Linked DNA regions of Homo sapiens: region 1 is linked to region 2. Evidence: read pairs that join two places in POLR2A ChIA-PET (ENCODE). Cell type or tissue: A673. All regions are shown on one strand.

Region 1 (8,000 bases), 120 kb before region 2:
AATAACACTTTCATGTATACTTCAGTATCTTCTCTTCAATATTATCAATATTTAATATCATGTCAGTATGGGGGGAATATTTACGATTAAAAAAAAGACCCCATTGTGTACGGTTTGTGGAAAAAAAAGTCTAAATGAGCTAGCCTGTGAACCTACTCTTATAGTTAAATCATAAATACGGTGATAAAGCCTAAAGAATTTTGAATCTTGTGATGTTAAAAGACAAAAATTTACAGTCATTAAATAATGACTGTTATTTTTGTTATTTGAATTTTAATGCTTTTGGGGGCATGATGGATACCTGACTTGTATTCTAGTTTCAATGGTGATATAACTTACAATGGCACTGAAAAAGAAGGCTAAAGCCATCCATTAATAACAATGTTTCCACTACTGCAGTGCTTTTTACACTTGAAAGCTGAATTTTAAAATTTCTATTGAAATTCAACAAAGAAAACATTTTACTTCACTTAATACTATACAGAGTGAAACAATTAGTTAAACCATGATCGAAATTAGAACATCACGTAGAAAGACATTATGCTGAAATGGATCCATCTGAAGTCTTTATACTATTAGATGTCTCTTTATTGAATGACAGTATCTGCAGAGATATGACGTAAACCATGCTAGAATAGTTTGGAATGCATTGATAAATTGCTCTATCGATCTCGTTCTGCTTCACTTACCATAATTATAGCACAGTAATGAAAGACATGAATGATATATTTTCACTAGAGAGGAAACCCCAGAATTTGCCTGTTTCTTTATGAGATTATACCAAATCCTTTCAATTAATACAGCATAGTTGATATCTAACACTATCTGATGAAAAGACACCCAATTCTAGTGTTCCTTCTTAAATATTATTGTTCAAATATTTGACAATTATTTCGAATAATATATTAAGTGTTTAAAGACATAGCATTTGCTCCTCTATAAGATGCTGTTTCAACACAATTTTATACAAACATTATTTCACTCAGAAAGCTATCTTTTGAAACTTTAAGCCACCTTACAAACACAATTTTATCACCTTATATTCATAGAACATGCTAGAAGTTACCCCAAAGTTTTTCAAGGATAATTCTAATAAGAGTTATTATGTTGAAGAAGAATACATATTAGAATGAAAGATAGATAAGCAACTAAAAATATTTTCAGAAGAGAAAATTAATGATTTAATGTTATCTGATAGTCCCGATAACGAGATTTCATAGAAAAGACTCAAAATAAAAATAAACACTTTTTAACAGACATCACTTATAATAATTATTCATTATCCATAATTATTTGGTATCCATAAAAGTAATCATTTAGTTTCAAAGAAACCAAAATCTGCATTAAAACCACGCAAGCATTAGAGCTGTTGTTGTGCCACTTTATTCTTCGTGATATTGCCATTCTAGAGTACTACTAAGAAAAGACACCAGGTTTTCCCAAATGGATACATTTAAAATTAAAAGTGTCATTCCAAGTTATGCAAAAGGAACGTGAGAAATCCTGAACAGGATATAACTGAGTCTTAACAACTTACAGCAAGATTGGGATTGCTTTTATTTTAAAATATTCATTAATGAAAATATTTCATTTTATTTGCTTTTGCTGTGAAGAAGGAAAATAAATATTGTAAATTTTTCAAAGAAAAATCAATTTATGGAAAAGAAATTCCCCCAACAACTAAATGGTATAAAAATTGATCTATTCTTCCCTTCTCAAATTACAAAGGCTATCGTGGGAATAAAATGTAACCCAGGAGAGCTGTGACAGCTATCAAACTTTCCCTGACACATTATAATGTCTGAAGCCCAGACACCAAAGGTTTACATCAGAAAAACTCCAGCATGTAGGGGACAACTCAAAACCAACTATCGACCACGCTATTGATTTTTAGTGGAGAAACCAAGAGGGAAAAGCACCAGAAAAGACAGAATTTCTTTTTTCTTTTCTCATCCTCAACTTAGTGCGCTGCCAAACTTAGGTCTTCTCAGGCTTGAGCCCTGTGAGCTTGCATTGCAGCTAGCCAGGATGTCTGTCTGAGATAATTCAAGCTGAAACCAAGCAGTGTACGGTGGAAGGCAATTCTCCATTGACTTGCAACATAACCTCAGAGACAAATGCAGTTTCTTGACAGAAGGGTACAGGAGACAAGGGAACAACTGCAAAACTAAAACATATAATTTTCTTTTCCGATGATGTCTGAAGATACCGCATATGACTCTGAAAGTTCATAAATTATGCTCGACTCAACAACTGCTAGGAAGCTAGGCCAATCATATTCGAAACCATTTAAATGTAGATTATGGACAAGGTGTTACAGATAGATTTATTTGGAAATTAAGGAGTAACCCACTTACTCCCAAATTCCAAACTAATGACACAGAAAACTCTAAGTTAATTTTTAAAGAGCTAACTTCTTCCCTTTCACATAAATTAACACAAAATGGGTTATTCGAGAAGCTAAAAGGTAACAAAGCAAACTGCTTGCTTTAGCTCCTTGGGGTCTTAATCACATAATCTTGAATTGGTTGAGGATCATTTACTTGGATCATTATAATCATATCCTACAAGTATTCTGCCATTTAATTTGTGAAATGCATGACCACAGAGCATGTACATACAAAGAATTATTAGATGCACTCATTTTACTATTAAATTTAGAGACGGCTTTGAGCCATTTGAAAATACTAACAATAATAATAATGATTAATAATGATGCACTTCCATTCTGACTCACAGAACTATCTCAAGAGGTTTTACAGCTGTTCCCTAATTAAGTCTCATATTCCCCACTCCCTTACTAGGTAGATGAGTACTGTGATGCCAATTTTATATCTGGGAAAGCTGAGGCACAGCAAAGTGGTAAGGGTAAATCAAGGTCCTACAGCAGGCACAAGAATGAAAACAAGAATGTAGTAAACTCACAAAATAGTGCATCTTGAAATCCATATTTGAAAACAATGATGGGAGAGGAAAAAAACTTGCATGGAATAACTAATGAAGAAACAAAAGGGCTTATCTCCTGTTGATTCTGTTGATTAAAGAACACCCACAATGGGTTTTATTTGTTTGTTTACTTGCTTTTACCTATTCTGCCAATGATGAAAACACTATTTGTTTTCTGAATTTCAGTTTTAATATACATAAGCACAATATTTTCTCTGCCAGAGATTTATCAGTCAATTGTCAAACTAATTCTTCTGTTGCTAATGTCATCCAACAAAGATGAGCTTCTCATATTACCTTCTGTTTAACAGAATTACAAATCACCACTAAAGAACTTACTCATGTAACCAAACACCACCTATTCCCCAATAACCTATGGAAATACAAAATTAAAATAATAATAAGTGCATATTTTTCTGAGTTGGGAGAGTGCTTTGACTTGCGACATGGCTATGTAAGTTTGATGTTCTCAATAATGCAAATGAGAGATAACTATATCACCAACTATTTTAGGGTTAAGAAATGCTTTGATCATTTATTCATTCAACATGGTGGTGGAGAGGTGAGGCACATCTCCTATGTGCCATGCAGTGATCAAGGTGCTAGGAATAGAGCAGTGAACAAGAGACAAAAAGTCCCCACCCTTCAGGAGCTTATATTAGACTGGACTTGAGAAGAAGGGTTCTAGATATGTATTAATTAATTCATTCAACAATTATGAAACACCTCAGCCTCTGGAATAAAAGTATGAAAGAGTCATTGGCTATGGCTTCAAAGAGGTTGTTCTGTTTTCTTCTTAGAAAATTTAATTTTCTTAAGATATTCTCACTGGTGACAAGCAAAAGAGTGATTGCCATAGCTCTTTGGGCAGGAAATGATTAGAGAAATGGACCATATCTGCCTATGGACTAAGTCCTTGGTTATGTCCTTCACACGTTAATACCACTGATGAATACACTGAGCCATTTTAGACAATAAGGAAAAGAAAGAAGTTGCAAAAATAACAAAATGATCACAAACAAGAAAGAAGTCCTTTCTTGAAAAAAAAAAAATCCTGTTTAGTACCTGTTAAAAACATATCCAAGTAATACTATTAGGCCAAAGTGTGGCTTGGAAGGTGTTTGTTAGCCCTACAACTTCGGCATTTTCTCTTTCTCTGTGTAGTATTTTTGTAGGTAAGGGTCATGATTTGGGGTTTAGATGTGATGAAGTACATTGGTGAGAAATCATATCAAATAAATAACGTAAAAATTATATAAAACACCTGCCTTAAAAGCACAGAGCAAACACTGCCGTCTGTTATTTTGTTCAAAGATAGCTTGTGCCATATGTTTGGGGACCCTAACTACAAGTACCCTCAAGATACAGCCCCTGCTTCACACCTATTTAGCTAAAGAACTCTCTCAGATGGCTACTGGGTTTGTCAGCTCTAAATAGGATGGCTGTTCCCATGTTGATACTGACCTAGAGAAATTGGCTTCTCTCTGCCCTCTCTTTCCACCTTTTTTTTTTTTTTAAGATGGACTTTTCTCCAAAACAATAAGTATACCTTGAATTGGATGCAGATGAATTGCCCATTTCAGGCTGTTTTTAACGTGTTCTGAATCAGCAGTAGAACATAAGATCAGCCCCAAAGTAGGGATAAGAGGAGGGAAGTGAAGTTCAGAACCATGTAAATAACATATCATTCCCCACTGATCTGTCATCCACATTGTCAGGCACTAACCTAAAACAACTATGTGTCTCTATAATAGCAAGACAATCTTCAGTTGAGTGGGGGAGCCAACTCAGTCTTTTTTCTTACAAATGAAGCTGAAAAACCTTTTGTCTCTTTCTTTTTCTTTTTCTTTTTTTTTTTTTTGAGACAGGATCTTACTCTGTCACCCAGGATGGAGTGCAGTGGCACTATCACAGCTCACTGCAGCTTCAACTTCCCAGGTTCAAGCGATCCTCCCACCTCAGCCTCCCAAGTAGCTAGGACCACAGGTGTGCATCACCACACCCAGCTTTTTTTTTTTTTTAAAGAGATGGGGTCTCACTATGTTGCCCAGGCTGGTCTCAAACTCCTGGGCTCAAGTGATTCTCCCACTTCAGCCTTCCAAAGTGTTGGGATTACAGGCATGGGCCACCAAACCCAACCTTTGTTCATTTTTTTTTATTTTTTATTTTTATTTATTTATTTATTTATTTATTTATTTATTTATTTATTTTGAGATGGAGTCTCGCTCTGTTGCCCAGGCTGGAGTGCAGTGGCGCCATCTCGGCTCACTGCAACCTCCGCCTCCCGGGTTCACGCCATTCTCCTGCCTCAGCCTCCCGAGTAGCTGGGACTACAGGCACCACCCACCACACCTGGCTAATTTTTTTGTATTTTTAGTAGAGACGGGGTTTCACCGTGTTAGACAGGATGGTCTCGATCTCCTGACCTCATGATCCACACGCCTCGGCCTCCCAAAGTGCTGGGATCATAGGCATGAGCCACCGCGCCCAGCCCCTTTGTTCATTTTTAAAAATTGCCTGTGATGTAGTAGTTTCATTCCTTTATTCACTCAACAAACACTGGTCCTCCTGTCCATTATGCCTTTCACTGCAAGTGGCAACTTATTTTTGTGGGAATAGCTTCTTTCTTAAGAAAAAAGTCTTAAAAGGGGTATAAAGGCTTGACTAGGATCAAGACAGGACCTACCAGGAAGAGGGAGGAACTAAAATAAGAAGCCAGGGGAACCACAGACAGATGCCAACTGGTATGGCCAATCGCAGCTATTGTGTTTTTAGGAAACAATGCAGATGTAGCCACTTAAAAACAACAACAAAAAAAGTAAAACAACATAAACTGTATTTTTAATTTAAAAAGCCTATTCAGGAAGTGCAGGCAGTCAAAATACATACTCAGTCTTCTTGAGTAACTTGTAAGTCATCCGCTCTCAGACCATTAAAGCAGCACAGCTAGAAAGGAGGGAATATTGACAGTTTTATGGTAACACGAAAAGCACAACCTTTTTTTTGCCTAAAGTAGTTAAATACTGCATCTCTTGCTGGGACTAGAGCTAACCATTAGGGGCCTCTCTGAGGGACTACTTTCTTTTATATGCTAGTATTTATGAAGGGATTAGTAAGGGCAAAGTAATATGGTAGGTGGGTAGAAACAAGAGAACAAACTTTCAGAGCTCACAGAAGAGTTGGCAATCGGAACAGAGGAGGCAGACGTATACCCGCATAACGCAAGGATTATCAGCATCAAGCATTCAAAACCACAAAGCTGGGTCTGTGGTCTCAGGAGCCACTTTTTTTTTTTTTTTTTTTTTTGAGATGGCGTTTCACTCTTGTTGCCCAGGCTGGGGCGCAATGGCACGATCTCGGTTCACCGCAACCTCCGCCTCCCGGGTTCAAGCGATTCTCCTGCCTCAGCCTCCTGAGTAGCTGGGATTACAGGCATGTGCCAACACTCCAGGCTAATTTTGTATTTTTAGTAGAGATGGGGTTTCTCCATGTGGGTCAGGCTGGTCGCAAACTCCCGACCTCAGGTGATCCGCCCGCCTCGGCCTCCCAAAGTGCTGGGATTACAAGTGTGAGCCACCGCGCCCAGCCAGGAGCCACTTTCTACATTAGGTCTTTGTGTGGAAAGGAGAGCCATTCTCTCACTTCCCCTTCTGACCAGATGATTTAAAACAAGAAACAGTTAAGAGGTCAAGGATCTCTTCACAGCTCTCTGTAGATCTACCTATAGATTCTCAGTAGAAAATCATAAATTATGCCAAGCAACTATTGAAACTAATGTAATGGAAACCAATTTTGTAGCTTTGTGGATACACTGACCCATGGCCAAACACCCTCCCAAGGAGAGACCACAGCTATCTCCAGGAGGCTGCTGGCACAGAAGGGAAAGTGTAATTATTGATTGAGCACCTCTGCGTCGGCACTGTGCTAGGTTTTTTACTTATGTCTATTAATTTCATCTCACAAATCCTCTTTGAGGTGGTTACTATCATCCCAATTTTACAGATAAAGGAACTCGGGCTCAGAGAAATTAAGGAATTTGTTCAAGGTCATAAGGCCCCAGGATTTCAACCACCTCCTCCAATTATAAATTCAAATATTCATTCTTCTATTCACAGCACAAGTAGTAAGCACCAACTATGACGAGACTCTTCTGACTTCCCCAGTTTCAGTAGGTTCCCCTTCACTGGGCTCCTCAAATACCTGCAGCATGTTGCTACCACAGGCCTTTTTAAATAGCTTAGCATCGTGACGGTCAACTTACGGAACTTTCTCCCGTCACCTATGAACTGAGTTTCTCAGTATGGTCTGTGGGCTCCCTGCATCTGAATCACCTGGTATTCAGTAGCATGATCTTTGGCCTCTAGTTCAGAATCTCTGCATTTAAGGCTTGGGAAAATACTTGCTTAACAATTCTTTCCAAGTGATTTTTGTGCACACAATAGTTTGAGAATAATTTCTGTATAAGATTTTTTCTAGGCTGCCTTTCATCTACAAAATCCAATGCATAGCTTAGACAAGAATATAGTAGGTACTGAATCAATGTCTGTGAAAGGCAAGGAGGGAGGGGGAAAAAAGAAAGAACATTTTTTTAAAAAGCAGTGCTCCAGAGTCCAGAGACAATATAAAGGCACTAAATACACACTCTAGGAGCTTAGAATTTATTTAGCAAAGACAATATACACTCAATTACAATTCTGAGAAAAAAATAGAACAAACCAGAACTAAAAGAGTGGTTAAAACCCAACGAAAAATTCTTGCCAAATGAATTTATGAGCAATGAGTGAAAAAGCAAGAGTTCAGAAAAATAAACTTGGGGTGACGTAAGTACCCACAGAGAGTTTCTTGGAGATGGAGCTTGAGATGGGTTTCAAAAAAGAAAAAAACTTACATAAAAAGGGAAGAAAGTAGAAAGTGTTTATACTTAGAGCAGGAAAAACTAAACTAAACTGGAAAGGAAGATGTTTTTTAAAAAAAACTCCTGTCACAAGTGTTTTTTAAAAAAATCTCTGTGCATTAATTTTTGCCACAATTAATGGAACTAATATTTACAGGCC
Region 2 (8,000 bases):
TGATCATGCTGATTCTGAATAAGAATTCTTTTCCTTTCTTTAGCCAGACAATATTTCTTTTTTTTCTTTTCTTTTTTTTTTTTTTGTTCTTTGAGACAGAGTCTCACTCTGTTGCCCAGGCTGGAGTGCAGTGGTGCGGCCTCAGCTCACTGCAACCTCCACCTCCCAGGTTCAAGTGATTCTCCTGTCTCAACCTCCTGAGTAGCTGGGATCACAGGCGCCTGCCACCATGCCTGGCTCATTTTTTGTATTTTTAGTAGAGATGGGGTTTCACCATGTTGGCCAGGCTGGTCTTGGACTCCTGATCTCAGGCAATCCACCTGCCTCAGCCTCCCAAAGTGCTGGGATTACAGGCTTGAGCCACCACGCCCGGCCAGCCAGACGATGTTCCATAATTTGTGCCCCACTGGAAAGCAACTAATGAACTGGTACCTACTTTTATCACGAGATTATAGAAAATTTGAGGCTACAGACTATGTCATATGCTTTCATCACTAAGCTCAAAGCCTTGTACCCAGCAGGTGCTCAATAAATACATTTGAGAGCTTTAATACTAAATAATAAACTGCAGTCTGTCAGGACACCAAATTATCAAGCAACGATTATTAGTGAAATATACGATAACCTTGTAAAACACTCAAGATGTCTGCCAAGTAATAGTAAAACACAAAAATAGGTGCTGTATAGTTACATTAATATAAAAACTATGCCTATATAGTTACATTAATATAAAAACTGTGCCTATCCAGGAATCTACATTTTTTTTTCCTGTTCTTAACATTATTGCAGACTTGACAATAAAGGATTAAGGTGGAGAGAAACTAGTTCCTAAACATAAGACCTTAAACTTTCAGGAGGAAAAAAAAATGGTATTAGGGACACCAAGTTAATCCTATATCACAATCCAGTGATTCATTAGAAACATTCTTCTCTCTGGGGCTCATTCTTCCATCACTATGGAGGGATTTATATCCATAACCTCCATTAACATTAATGGAAGGTAGCCACATAATTTCACCAGAAGTCCACTAGAGAATCGGGCCTATAAGAGAAAAAGCTTTCATTTATTAAGTTTATAAAGAATTCCTAGTATAACACAAATAGCGGTGTCTCTGTTAACTGCCCTGATGGGTGCAATCATGCTGGAGAGGGTGAAATTGAACAATTAAACTAATTCTGCTATATTCACAGAAAATATAGTTCATAAAGCTACATGCTTCTAATACCTTCCTCTCAACAAGAGACTATCCTTTGATTCCCTACTGTAATTTCAAAAGCAAATAGTATTTTAAAAGTATTTCTTGTCATAAAAAAGGCATGCTTTAAAATGGAATGTTCTAACAAAATACACTCACACATGCAGGAAATAAGGAATTTACAAGCCAACACAAGGTCATTATTTAATTTTTAATTAGGTTTCACCTAACAATGGAAAACTAAGTCTTCCTTCATCCATTTAACAAAATGCTCATTTAGAATACTCCATGGCTTAGAAAGCTTCTGAACAGATGTCTAAAATGAGAATTCAAGACTCAGGAAAATATGAAACTCACTTTACTCTGTTCTCAAGTGATGTGATAAACAAACAGCCTCACCCACTGCAGTCATCGTTGATAATTTATTTCTAGAGTCTGATGACTATACGGCAATTCACTTTGCTGATGAAACATTCTTTATTTGGGTGGGATGCACACAGAAAACAACTTAACGAATGTCATTCCCACAAGATAACAGACCATCGAGAAGATGCATGCCAGGCAGTACTGCATCAAAAAACCGCTTTTCACCTATCAGAAGATGCCTTAACAACTGACAGTGTTTATCAAGTGCACAAAACGTTGTTCCTGCTAAGCACAGTTTCAGAGCCAACTCTGTTTCTTCATTAAGGTCATCTAAACTTTCTATGCCCATGTTTTCTGCATATTTGCACTAAAAATCCTTACACTTGCAATTATTTATAGCAGTACTGGAAGTGGCAGATATGTACTGTAAGTTATTTTCATTTTGTTAATTAACTTAGGGTCTCATTTTCACTGTATACAAGGGCTTCCTCAAATTCCTAAGACAATTCTACTGATAACTGAGAACTCTCCTTCTCCAAGGTTATTTTAGGGTCTCTAATTTGGGCTTTGCTTTTATACCATTTAACTTTGTTGTAGCTGAGGAGCCCTAAGATGACAAGAAATCAGCATCATATTTAAACTCTCCCAGGGGAGGAAAAAAGGGGACTCCTCAAAACAAGGCAAAAAAAAAAAAAAACAGAAGACATGGCAGACACTCCTCAGATAACCACTGGAGGAAAGGCAGAATCCAGCTGCAGAGTGAAAGAAGAAAAAGAACAGGGAGAACTGTGGTCTTCACCACCTTTTTAGAGTTTCAAAAGTTTCATACTTTAAATTTATCGAGGGAACGTGAGGTTTCAAATGTACATTTGGGCCAAACTTTATGCCAAGGGATAACATGTCAAAGGCACCATATGTGGACCTTCTCCCTCTCTGGGGCAAGGGCAAGTGGACAAATGTTTTCAACATTGCCCATGAAGTTGGGAAGTTTCTCACGGGCAGCCTTGCTCAAGGGTCAGCACGAGGTAAAGCACGGGTGCTTGCTGAAGGAACAAGGATGGAAGTGAAGCATTACACACTCTATGCATGTGTGCTCTGCCTCCACGTGCCGTGTCCAGAACACACGCTACATATGCCCATCTCCATGCTCTGTCCCTGCAAGTCCCTTGCCAACCTTCGAGGCCCTGCTTTAGGTCATCTCCTTCACAGAAGCCATCCTCATTCTCTCCAGCTCAGAATCAACCCTGTTCTCTCCCTGGCCAAGTAAATCCCTTGTAGTCTATGTGTAAGACAGCATTTAATACATTTTGCCTCTTCCCCTTTGAATCTAGGGACATCTGGAAGGGAAGCCCAGCTTCCTGTTTTTCTCTATATTTCTTCTACCAACCTGTACCATGTTACCTTACTTCCAGTAAGTTATCAATATATATTTGCGGCTGGGTGCAGTAGCTCACACCTGTAATCCCAGGACTTTGGGAGGCTGAAGTGGGTGGATCACCTGAGGTCAGGAATTCAAGATCAGCCTGGCCAACATGGTGAAACCCCGTCTCTGCTAAAAATACAAAAAGTTAGCTGGGCGTGGTGGCCTTTGCCTGTAATCCCAGCTACTCAGGAAGCTGAGCAAAGAGAATAGTTTGAACCCGGGAGGTGTAGGTTGCAGTGGGCCAAGATCGCACCACTGCACTCCAGCCTGGGTGACAGAGTGAGATTCTAACCAAAATAAACAAAAACAAAACAAAACAAACAACAACAAATATATATATATTCACTTAATGTTGAAATGAATACTTCTACCTATGCCAGTGTATTCCAGCTTCCTGTCTGAATATTATATCCACTTTTCTCCTGATTATATTAAAATACCCAAAATGTGGTGTTTGAGATCAAATCTTTTCTAGTGTCTTGAAGGCACTCAGATTACATACTATGAACAAGGTAAATATAGAAAAGTGACAAGAGTGAAAAAAGTCACCATGCATACCATGTCCAAACTTATCAATGATAAACCATTAAAAGATAAGAAGAAAAGTCCAGGTCTTTCTCCTGAGTAACTCTGACATGACCTCAGCTTCCAATGAAGAGCAAATATTGACAATGAAACAGGCCACCCTCAAAGAGAAACGTGCTCCCTTAAAGCCAACTTTTAAAAAAATATAAGAAAAAATAATCTGGAAATAATTTTCCTCTGAAAGGAGAAAGGAAATAATGTTTTTTGCTTTATGTTTTGAGAAAGGATCTTGCTCTGTTGCCCAGGCTGGAGTGCAGTGGTACAACTGAGGCTCACTGAAGCCTCAATCTCCCTGCTCAAGTGATCCTCCCACCTCAGTCTCCTGAGTAGCTGGGACTACAGGCAAAGGCCACCACACCTGGCTGACTAAAAAAAAAAAATTTTTTTAAGATGGGGTCTTGCTATGTTGTCCAGGCTAGAATGTTCATTTTTTTTCTACATAGGTCTTTCTACGTATATAGAATTTGTTGCTATTTTAAGATAACAAAGAAATAACATGTGTTTTATCGTATAATGTTATTTTTGAAGTTTCAAGTACTACTCAGAATCAGAAACCATGTATTATCTCAAAAGTGCTCTTGCCATTTTGTATATTTTGTTTATGATATTACTCAGGGCACAGGAAATAAAAACCATCATGATTTATAATTTTGTGCCGAGACAAAGCTACTGTTCCACTGTCTGTCACTCTACTCTTGTTTTCAATGCTCCCTACATTTGGACTTCATGATTAATCCTTTCAAAAAAAACCTCTTGAAGCATGTCATATCCCTGTTCAAAAACCCTACATGATTCTTACTGCCTAGATCTTTAAATTGGCATTCAATACCCTCCGCTATGTAAACCCCCCATTCTAACCAAACTCGCCAACCGACCTGCTCTAGGACAAATCGTGCATATGTCTGCTTCTGCAGCTGTGCTCACGCCTTTCACCTGCTCTCCAACTCTTCTCTCCACCATGGCCTCTGCTCATTCTCTCATTTCCAAACAATCCTTCATCCACAACTCAAATCAGTTTTACCCAAGAAGCCTTCCAAATGGTCTCAATTCAGCATAAATTCTCTTTCAGATTTCTACCAAACATATTCTCTTTTTTTTTTTTTTTTTTTTCTGAGATGGAGTTTCACTCTTGTTGCCCAGGCTGGAGTGCAATGGTGCACTCTCAGCTCATTACAACCTCCGCCTCAACGGTTCAAGCAATTCTCCTGCCTCAGCCTCCAGAGTAGCTGGGATTACAGGTGCCTGCCACCATGCCTAGTAATTTTTTTGTATTTTTAGAAGAGACTGGGTTTTGCCATGTTGGCCAGGCTGGTCTCAAACTCCTGACCTCAGGCAATCCACCTGCCTTGGCCACCCAAAGTGCTGGGATTCCAGGTGTGATCCCCTGCACCTGGCCCACCAAACATATTCTCATTTGGTATTTAAAAATGTCCCTAAGAAGAAGTATGTTTCATAAAGCACGTCTACACTGTATATCTAGGATGACATCCTTCACCAAACCTAGTACAACTGATACAAACCTGTGAATTAAGAAACTTATCTCAAAGACAGTGATTTATAAGCCTTATAGAATCAAATTAAAGAATATATTGAAAGACTGTAATAAATTAGGATTAGCTATATATTATAAACAAAATGTTTTCAAAAGACGTACCATTTTAAGGAGAAATTTTCATTCCAATCTTATTCCTGATCTTATCACATTTTTAGGGCTAATGAAACACTAGAAATACTATTATAAATGAAGCATGCTAATTTTAATTCCTCAATCCACAGTCACTATAAAAATTAACAATAAAAAATCCTAAATTCTGCAGATGACATTGTATGTCCATATATGCACGATGTAATTAATGCAAGTTCAACAATAATAATCAATGCATATGAAATGAATGTTAGGCCTACAAAAGAAAGTGCAGCAGACTTTTGTGGGTTAGTATGAAAACGTCATTAATCCATTGTATGCAAACATGTCTCTAATTTTAAATGAGTTTTAAAGAAGATAGTTTATTAAATCACCCTCTAGGAAGCTAATGGCAATTGGGTGGCCATTAAACAGTAAGTTTCTGATTACAGATGTGAGCTATCACACATATAAGATCTGGGTAAAAACTACCTTTAATATACACCCTTAATTTTCAACAACAACAAAAAGACAATTACAAGACAATCTTAAGAGTCCAGCAATAGCCAAAAGAAACCTTTGACCATCAATAAATGACAGGAGCAGCTTAAAACTCTTATGTGTGCAAATGCACACACTTATCTACATGCATGCACACATATACACACACATACACCTTCATCATAACACCTAGTAAGTCATGGTTACTCTGTACTACTACATATAAATGATACTGTACCTTGATTTTAATTTCTTGTTATCATTACTTTAGGAACCAAAGTGTTGTGTGTGTTCAATTTTAAAAGTATACTAAAAATGAAGGATTCTAAAAAGAATAGAGAAATATATTATTAAGAAAATTGAAAACATTTATTTTTAAAAGGACACAGCTCAACATACTAAAGACATACTTAAGCTGCCAATTTTTAGAGCATAGTTTTTTTTTAAAAAAAAAAAATCTTTCTATTTTGGACAAATAGGATTAAGCTTCTTAGACAATTCTTTGTTGTTTTGACTTCAACAATTTATGCAAATGAGATGTTAATTAGTGTAATTGTAACTTAAATTATGCTTGTGTAAACCTCTCCATTGGTAGAAAAGTGTGGGAATCTACACAACTGGTATTTAAAGTAGCTGTACTAACTCACTTCTGAAAGACCAGCATAGCAAGATCACTTTCATGTCTTTACAATTTGTTTTTATGAGGTGATAACATTTTTACAAATACCATCATTTTTGGTTTTTTATATTGTAAGTGACAGTCTGACATTTTACAACTGGCTTATTGAAAACAAGAATTGAGCACTCTAGCAGTAACGGACATTAACTGCTGAATAGAGATTCAGATGCTAATGAGGTGAGAGGGGCTCCAGAAAGTTTTGATAAATGCTACACACACTCTAACTAGCTGTGAATGTGGGTTGACAAAGAACATCTACACCAGGGTTCAATAAAATGTAACCCTTTAAATTAATCATACTGGCAGTATTTAATAGAATGCACAACAATCTCCTTTTCTGTTGGCTATAAAGCTGAAGAAATGCAAAGTCTTCACAAATGAATGTTCCCACATTCCCCACTCCACATTGCTACTTTCATTTGAACGTCTACAGCTGTTTCAAAAGTACTTACTGTAAATAGCAAAGTATAAGCAGATTTCAGAGTCTGACTCTTTCACAACATGAGATATAATTTTTTCTTCATTTTTACACCTAGAGTTAAACAAAAAGTCCTAAGTAAGAAAAAACTCTGAAGATCTGAGTGCTCAGTACAGAATAAGCGCACAGTAGGTTCTCAATAATGGCAGTTATTGTTATAGGAAAGATCTGGCAACTTATAAAAAGAAAAACCATCTGCTCACACAGGAAAAAATAAGAAAATTCAGGAAGTAAAGCAAGCATTCAGTCTTCAAATCTACAAACTTAAAGTAGGCCTTTGTTCTTCAGGGACTGTGAGGAAAACTATTTCATAGCTTTTGTGAAGAATTCATCTTATATAGAAGGAAAGTAATTATGTCCTATTAAGTAAACCTATAATGAGTCTTAATTCTAACAAGTGTCAGAGAGCCTCTACTTATTTTAATTTTTGATGCTCATATTAATCAAACTCTTCTATTGATTGCAAACTTGTAAGTTTCAACAGACTACAGTTCAAGAGATCACTCTTACATTTCTTAAGCAAATGCAGAACATTAACATGTTATTTCTTCTTAAAGTGACAATCCCTAATATCCTTTTTGGTTTTTGCCAATTTTAATCTTGGCAGGAAGTGGAAATCTGTGCACTCAGCAACACTGCAAGCTTGCTGGCTGTCAAAATTATGTCTCAGCCAATGCCTGAGTGGTATTCTTGTCATTTCACCATGGTAAGAAACTTATCAGTCTGACATATAAATCCTCTAAAAGTAGTGATTTATGCCAAAATGTAGATACACTTACCCACCACCTAAATTTCGCTTTTATAACTCCTGCAATTATTACAACTTCCCCTAATTATATATACAGATTGTAGGATGCTTTAAAAAATCCAGAGAATATGACTCAAATAGCTTCAGATTAAGACAACTGAATTTTAAAAGTACACATTTTTCTATACTGATACGTGTGTGTGTATATATATTTGTTCGTATGCTTGCCCGCAGATACTGCATATTTTTTAAAAAATCATTTTCTCCCAAATAATCTCTATGTGAACTATATATTTTTCACCTAAAAAATTAATCACTTCACAATATGCTGCATAAAAATGATACCTTTACCCCTCGACAAGCACTGGGTTACTCTTTGACTTTTCTAAGAGTAAAAACT

What was found. ChIA-PET counts read pairs that join two places held together with the same protein. Peaks named below come from ENCODE experiments on the same cell type or tissue, not always from the same donor. Only the 100,000 strongest peaks of a DNase experiment are listed, where the experiment ranks them.
Region 1: POLR2A ChIA-PET joins it to region 2 with 10 read pairs; 4 of 35 experiments call an interaction of 5 or more read pairs at or near these places.

The regions. Positions count from the first base shown.
Region 1 is chr1:61,232,620-61,240,619 of GRCh38, reverse strand. The region is part of intron 2 of NFIA (nuclear factor I A); the gene reads right to left. Among named protein-coding and RNA genes, the nearest start is that of NFIA-AS1, 17 kb to the left of the region's middle. RefSeq lists a silencer at 6,449-6,743. In A673, no CTCF peak of the experiment used is centred here; no DNase peak of the experiment used is centred here.
Region 2 is chr1:61,110,277-61,118,276 of GRCh38, reverse strand. All of the region lies in intron 2 of NFIA (nuclear factor I A), which reads right to left. Among named protein-coding and RNA genes, the nearest start is that of NFIA, 32 kb to the right of the region's middle. RefSeq lists a silencer at 3,406-3,700. In A673, no CTCF peak of the experiment used is centred here; a DNase peak (open chromatin) is centred at 7,466; H3K27ac peaks cover 3,695 bases.